2 separate regions of the Homo sapiens genome follow, and region 2 is linked to region 1. Evidence: chromatin loops called from intact Hi-C (ENCODE). Cell type or tissue: mammary epithelial cell. All regions are shown on one strand.

Region 1 (4,000 bases):
TGGCACTTCCCCTATCTCTTTCCTCTCTCTCCTCTCTCACCTCCTGCCATGTGAAGAAGTTTCTTGCTTCCCCTTTGCCTTCTGCCATGGTTGTAAATTTCCTGAGGCCTCCCCAGCCATGCAGAACTGTGAGTCAATTAAACATTCTTCTTCATAAATTACCCAGTTTCAGGTAGTTCTTTATAGTAGGGTAAAAATGAGCAAATACACCCCTTGAGCCGCATCCTCCAGTCTTTGCTGAGTGCTCATTTTAGTTTATCAAGGAGAGGCTGTACTGAGGTTAAAAGCACAGAGACTAAAGTCAAACCATCTGAGCTCAAATTATGACTCCATGTTGGAAAACTTTTTCCATGGATAGCTCATATTTCTGCACAACCTGCCAGCAGAAGCACATATAGCCTTTATTTTGGAATATCCTGCCAAAGATATTTCTATAGTGAATAATCCTGGACAACAGAGATATTCCAAGAGAGCATGTTGATTTGCTGTCTAGTATAATTAAGATGATGCCTCCATCCAAGACAAATGTTGAATAAGTTTGTACATAGCTCATTAAAAGTTTGAAATTTCCTAAGCTTGGGGTTTCTCTTAGTCCATTTGTGCTACTATAAGAGAATACCATAGACTGGATCATTTGTAAAGAACGGAAATGTATTTCTCAAAGTTCTGGAGACTGCAAAGTCCAAGATCAAAGCACCAGAACCTGAGGATCTTCTTGCTGCATCCTCCACAGTGAGAGGTAGAGGACAAAAGGAAGCAATTGCTCTTCATCAAGCCCCTTTATAAGGGTACCTGATCCCATTCGTGAGGAAGGAGTACACATGGCCTAATCACTTCTTAAAGACTTCCATTTTCAATACTATCATAGTGACAACACCTGAAGTTTGGAGCGGACACATTCATACTATAGCTTAGCAATTTCCTAAGCTTGGGGTTGCTCAGCTATGATGCAAACCCCATTGCATGCACAGCATCCATCTGGATCTACCTCTAATTTACCTCTTTGACACTTTGGGGGCAGGAGTAACAATAGGAACATGAAACTCGTGCTGCCTGTTGTCTTTTGACACCTTTGGGACCAGGAGTCTCATATATTTTGCCAGCATTCATAAAACTGGGAGAAGCTAACATGTTAGCTTATGAGTAGGGTAAAATCTCAGACTGGACACCTTGCCACTTAATAGGTATGTGACCTTGGAAATAAATAAATCTCAGTATAACTTTAGTGTTCACATCTAAAAACTGAGGTTGACAATCATCTTTACCTCACAAAATTGTGACGTTTAAACAAGAGAATGCACAAGAAATGTGGCATAGTTTCTGACTGTAAACACTCAAAATCAAGTGAACTGTTGAGTTTTTGTTGGTGTTGGTTTAACATTTCTGACCTTTAAAAAATTTTTTCCTCTTATCTGCACAATTTGTCTTTTTGGAAATACTTACTCATCTTTTTCTTTTGTTTTAATCATGTGAGCACATGTATGGAAGTGGAAAGTAATAATATCCAATAAAATACAATGAAACCCGTGAACTGTATATCTGAGCACCATCCAGACATTTGCAGAGGCAAGAAAGGAGTTTACTGCATTTGCTCTGGGGGATCAAAGCTGTGGTTTTAGCTGTAGATATGAATTAAGGGGAAACTGCTATCTAATAGTGAAAAATTCCAGACCAGCAAAATCAGAGGACCTTAGGATGGGGGCTCTGAGCACTGACAGTGTCTTCAAAGTCCCCCAGGTGACAATAACATTCAGCTGGGTGAAACTACTGTTCTGACCAAAAAGATTTGTCTTTTTTATTCTGAGGTAGATGTTGAATCTTGATTGAAAGCACTTGGAGAGCTTTAAAACAATACCGAGGCCCGTGCCCCATTCCCAGAAGTTGTAATTTATTTGTTCTAAGTGAAGACTGGGTATCAGGGAAGTAAAAACTACCCAAATGAATTCAATCTGCACTCAATGTTCTAAGAGAACAGCAAAGAGCTAAAAGCTTCTCCTTTTAAATATTCCAGGGAGATAGGGCAAAGGATTTAATAAAATCACAGAAAATTAAGAGGATAAATCAACATTTTCTCATCCTTCAATGTTTTTTATGTCCAAAATCAAGTTGAAGTCTTTCAAAATCATGAATCTAAATCAACTGGCTTTGCTTTTAATGAGGTCAGAGTGGTCCTGCAATTCCTTCCCAAACACAACAATTAGATTGTAGCACATTGTGAAGTCAGCTTATATATGCGTATGTTGATGATTCAAACAATTTTTGTGGCCAAATATGCTACAGACATTAGTCAGGCAGGTTGTGTAGACAAGTCTGCAGTTGATCCTCATGATTCTTGGGAAGGCTATGTTTGTTTTGGATGAAAGCACCTCTGTTGTTTACATAAGCATGTTTCACTCATATGTTTGTAAAACCTGATACTATTCAGGGTATGAAAGTCCAAACAGGATTGTTACTGAATTATCTGCAAAATAAACAGTTTCATTTAAAACAGTCAGCTTTAGGCCACACATGAAAAATAACTTTACATGGAACCTTCAAGCTAAACATGAATGTTTAAACTATAAAAGTATAATTTAAAACCAAATGCTATTTAAAAACTAGCAACCTGTGGGAACAATTTAGAAGAAATATTGTCTAAAAATTTGATTGGTGAACAAATTCTCAATCTTCTCTTCCAAAATCAAAATGTAGTGATCAAGATGAATACTTCACTTTATTGCTTAAATAAACACTATTTAAGTGATATCGAAGGAAAGGATATTAACATCTGAACAGTTTCTTCTACATATGTGAGACAGTTTACTGTCATCGTTTTATTTTCATGCACACAGCAGCCACCTCAGACATATGCTATTATAATTGAGGCTCATGGAGGTTAAATTGCCCAGTAGCTCAGCCCCTACATGGTGAAGGTGGGAGTAGATCTTGTCAGTCTGGTGTAGAAATCTTACTCCTTCCCATTACATCACTCAGCATTAACAGTGGAATTACCAAACAAATGAGCCCTAATTAAAAGAAGTGGCTCTGTAATTCATTTCTAATCTAGCCTATATATGTCTGGAATCATGAATTGCTGTATAGTGAAAAAAATCTCTGGACTGGGAGTTGGAAGATCTAATACTTTCTGCTCAGCATAACAGCAATTGTGGGCATGCCAAAAGTTCTTTGAGCCCCAGTTTCCTCATATGTAAAATAGAGATTCTACTATCTTCTTGATCTACTCCTCTAAGTTATAGTGGAGAGAGAAGTACAGATGTTTTATAACTGTAAAGGACTAAACAAGTGTAGGGAAATATCACCAGCAATACTCTCTATATATGACAGGTACCTAGAAAATACCAATTTCTTTTAAACAGGCAAGAAAAATATTTATGGTATCAAGACATTGGGTAGAAATAAAATCTACTCAGAATAGATTTCTGAAATAGATTTCTACTCAGAATAGATTTCAAATGGCCTGTCCTAGCATATAAAATTAAATTTCACTGTCAAGTGATGACTCCCTAGATAGACTCAGCAGACTTCCCAGGGTTTCCTGATTGAGCGACTGTAGGTGTACAAAGTTAAAATCCTTCATTATATATCACCAGATTTTACATTCCCTTATTAGTCTTCCACCCAAGGGAATTCTCCTCTGTGGCATACTTTAGTGTTTTGTTTCTTTTTTCTAAGTGCCTGAGAATCAAAAGATCTTCATTCTTATTCTAGGCCAACCACATTCTAACTGTGGATACAGGCATGTTTAACCTCTGCAGATACTAGCCTCTTCACCTACAAAGTAGTTAGGCAATGTTTAGGGTTGCCAGATCAAATACAGGAAGCCCAGTGAAATCTGAATTTCAGATGAACAAAATTTTTATAGTATAAATATTTTCTGTATTTCTATCTGAGAAATTTGGCAATGCTAGCTGAATGAATTCTCAGGCCCCTCAATCTCAGCATGGTCTTACTTCAGAAGATACAACTAACAATAACAATCACAATAGTTGAATTATTTAAG
Region 2 (4,000 bases), 260 kb after region 1:
CTGAGGCTCTTGTCAAATGCACGCATGCAAAGCTACTTAATCATAAGCCTGAGATTGTCACTTAGGATTATGATTCTATATGCTAACATATAATTCTGTATATTAACAAGGACCTCTTCTATTCATATCCCAATTGAAAACCACTATGACATATCACATATCTCTCCTTTGTAAGAAACCATGAGAAACATCTCTGATATAGTTTGGATATGTGTCCCCATTCAAATCTCATGTTGAATTGTAATTCCCAATGATGGAGGTGGGATCTGGTGTGAAGTGATTAGATCGTGGGGGTGGATTTCTCATGAATGGTTTAGCATCATCCCTCTTGGTATTGTCCTCATGATAGTACGTGAGTTCTTATGAGATCTGGTCATGTAAAAGTGTAGCACTTCCCCTCTCACTCCCTTGCTCCTGCTCCCACCATGTGAGATGCCTGCTCACCCTATGCCTTCCACCAAGATTGGAAGCTTTCTGAGGCTTCCCCAGAAGCAGATACCACTATGCTTCTTGCACAGCCTGCAGAACCATGAGCCAATTAAACCTCTTTTTAAAATAAATTCCCTAGTCTCCTGTATTTATGTATAGCAATGTGGGAATTAACTAATACAATCTCTTACTTCAATTGTAGGAATAACTGTCCTAAGCAAAGCACCTCACCTCTACTTATACTACAGCCAGCATTACCACACACGGTACTTAGAGATACAGTGAATTTTGTAGTTGACTATTCTTTATAATTTACCTACAGGAAGATTAGAATCCAATTTTCCACCTCTTTATATTTGATGTGCTGGTCTTGGACTAAGCTCATTTTCCTTTTAGTCCAATTACTTCAAATTATTTTAATTTGCTAGTTATCTAAGTCACCTCAAATACTTTTTGCAACAAGGGGGTGTAAACAAGCTATTAAGAAAGATCTTTAACAGTCTAAAGCATCAGGATCCTGTAGTCAAGGAACCAGAAGCTCATTTACGCAGTCACTTGCCATTCCTCCCTTGAATGCTTTATAGTTTCATGTCCCCAGGGGACAACTGTGTATCATCCTTGTCTGAGGAGCAGAAATGTAGACTGTTCATTTCTCAGTTTAGTGGCCATAATATTAGTGATGGAGACACTGTCAAAGCTTTACCTGAAGCACCCCTACATTTTTAGAAGGAACCGGAAGCACCCCTACATTTTTAGAAGGAACCGGAAGCACTCCTACATTTTTAGTAGACTAGAAGTCTACTAAAATGTAGACTGTTCATTTCTCAGTTTAGTGGCCATAATATTAGTGATGGAGACACTGTCAAAGCTTTACCTGAAGCACCCCTACATTTTTAGAAGGAACTAAAGCCCAGAAATAATAACTAGTTGGCTCAAAATTGTTCCTAGAATGAGAAAGCTGGGATAAGAAAGCAGGTTTCTTGATTCTTCACCTATTCCTTTTCTTACCACACCATACCCATAGCACTTCCCAATTTGCTAATTTCTATGGATAATTCAAGGAGGGTTATTGCTTCTTATTGCAAGTTGTCTTGTATTCTAAACAGTAACCTGAGGGATGCACTCTGGATGACCCAAGACTTAAGCACTAGGAAGACACCCTCTGTTTCTTGCTTTCTGGGGTTAGTTCATGAAAGTAGCTACAGCAGAGGGAACAATGACCAGGTGATGAATAGCCTGATAATCTACAAGCCATTGCTTAATTTCCCACTGGATTAGTCTGGCCCTTCTCCCTATTATCTCTAAAATTCTAATCTCTAGCATCCTTTTAGTGAGAGCATCTCTTAGAAATTTGAGAATCCTCTTGTTTCTATGGAGAAACTCAGTATGACATGAGCATGTTCAAAGAGAAGACAGTTCTTTGAAGAATATTTTATTGATGAGGGTTTTTTTCCCCCTTAAGAGACATGAAAGGTTTGGTCTGAGAAACCCAAGTATTAGACAGAATCATTTATACCTTGGGATTCCCAGGAACCAAAGTGTATGCAAAGTCACAATACTCAGAAGGGCAATTTATTTATATTATATGTCAATTAGTAATATGCAGATGTCCTAAAATTGGTTGTGGTTATATATTGCAATAATTTCTAATCCATTACTCATAAAATGACTAATGAAATTACAAAATACAGCAACAGATCTGATTCCTCTGAGTCACTCTGCTCCTATTCTTGCTCATTTGCTATTTTTTCTCTACACACACACACACATACAAACACACTTTCAGCAATTCAGTCACTCAAAGCTGCAGCAGTTTAGAGATCAAAGTTTCTACATTTCCAGTTTGAAGTTTCCTTAAATAATTAAACCTAATCTAAAACTCACTTAATGTTTCATGAATCTTATTTGCATTCTTCAGCTACATTCTACCTGGTTCATTAAGTGGGGGATGATGGTGAAGAAAAGTGCTTGGGGGTTGATGCCTAGATAGTATAAGAAATAAACCAACAAGCCAAATTAAAGATAATGTTAATTTGTAACCATTGTTCAGTTAGTTGGATTTAGTTATTGTGATTCCAAAATGTATGCAACTGAATATAGGGCCAACCTTAGGGTTCCTGGTATGCTGCTTTGACTGATCATGTTTTGGGCTGTGATGTCAGTTTACTTTCCTGAGCCTGAAGGGAAATATTCAAAATGTGAGCAAGTTAGGCAAGTTACGTTACTTCTCAGAACTTCAGTTTCCCCATGTGCTAGTTTCTTAGCTTTCAAGTCTATAGTGAGAATTAAAGATAATAGGTATCTGGCCGGGTGTGGTGGCTCACACCTGTAATCCCAGCACTTTGGGAGGCTGAGGCGGGCAGATCATCTGAGGTCAGGAGTTCGAGACTAGCCTGGCCAACATCGTGAAACCACGTCTCTACTAAAAATACAAAAATTAGCCGGGTGTGGTGGTGCACACTCATAGTCCCAGCTACTCAGGAGGTGAGGTGGAAGAATCGCTTGGACCCAGAAGGTGGAGGTTGTAGTGAGCTGAGATCGCACCACTGCATTCCAGCCTGGGTGACAGAGCAAGACTCCCTCTCGGTGGAGGGTGGGGGAGGAAGATAATAGGTATCAAGTACTTAATGTAGTGCCTGGTACATAATAGGAAGTTGTTATTGTTATTAACAGTAATAACAGAGGGGCTCTTGTTCTATGATAAGAAAAAGAAACTAGTTTTGTAGCACAATTAGAATAATTAGAATAATAACCACAAACTACTTTTCATATCACTCTACAGGCAACATCGTTTTGCTTGAAATTCTCTAGGAATCATTAAACAATTCCAGAATGTTTACATCTTCAATTTTCTGGAAAAGTATGCCCTGAGAATATAGAATATTGACACTTTTTAAAAAAAATATTGTAGTGCCTCACATCTGCTCCAATAAATTAATGTTATCTTGATTGACACCTTTGGTGGAGGCAAATGTAGGAGCCAATGAATAAATTGACCCGATAACACATCGTTAGCAAAATTCTGTGTTTTTATATCTTTTACTTTAACACACTTTGAAACATGTCAAGTTTGTATTCCTCCTTTCTGGTTGTGCATGGTCAGTTACTGACCTTCATCTGGCACTTTGTATAATAGAACATGTGTCACTAAAAAGGTCTTTATATGTTAGTCCTGAGCAAGCTTTGATGCTGTGGCTGCTCCCTTTCTTCATGTGAGTGGCGCAAATGGGAGGACCAGTGTGAATGATTGCAAGCTGTCTAACTTAACAATCTAGGGAGGTAACACAATTGCAACAAAAGAAACATTTTGTACAGCTTTTCTTGGGTGAGTTATAGTATCTATAAAGATGGAAATAGTTACATATTTCTTTATATTTTTGAGACTAAAAAAGCTGTAACAACAACAAAAAGGATCACAAAAATGCAATAAATGTGTCCATTGGTGTGTTTTTTGTTGTTGTTTTTTTTTGTTTTTGTTTTTGTTTTTTGTTTTTTGAAACGGAGTTTCACTGTTGTTGCCTAGGATGGACTGTGTTGGGGTGGTCTCGGCTCACCACAACCTCCGCCTCCT

What was found. A loop is a pair of places that touch in the nucleus more often than their neighbours do. Peaks named below come from ENCODE experiments on the same cell type or tissue, not always from the same donor. Only the 100,000 strongest peaks of a DNase experiment are listed, where the experiment ranks them.
Region 2: it touches region 1 in a loop (2.9-fold over the local background); 1 of 110 quality-filtered maps calls a loop at or near these places.

What each region holds. Positions count from the first base shown.
Region 1 is chr3:144,160,580-144,164,579 of GRCh38, reverse strand. No RefSeq gene overlaps it. Among named protein-coding and RNA genes, the nearest start is that of DIPK2A, 190 kb to the right of the region's middle. In mammary epithelial cell, no CTCF peak of the experiment used is centred here; a DNase peak (open chromatin) is centred at 2,279; H3K27me3 peaks cover 120 bases.
Region 2 is chr3:143,899,445-143,903,444 of GRCh38, reverse strand. No RefSeq gene overlaps it. Among named protein-coding and RNA genes, the nearest start is that of SLC9A9, 53 kb to the right of the region's middle. In mammary epithelial cell, no CTCF peak of the experiment used is centred here; a DNase peak (open chromatin) is centred at 2,164.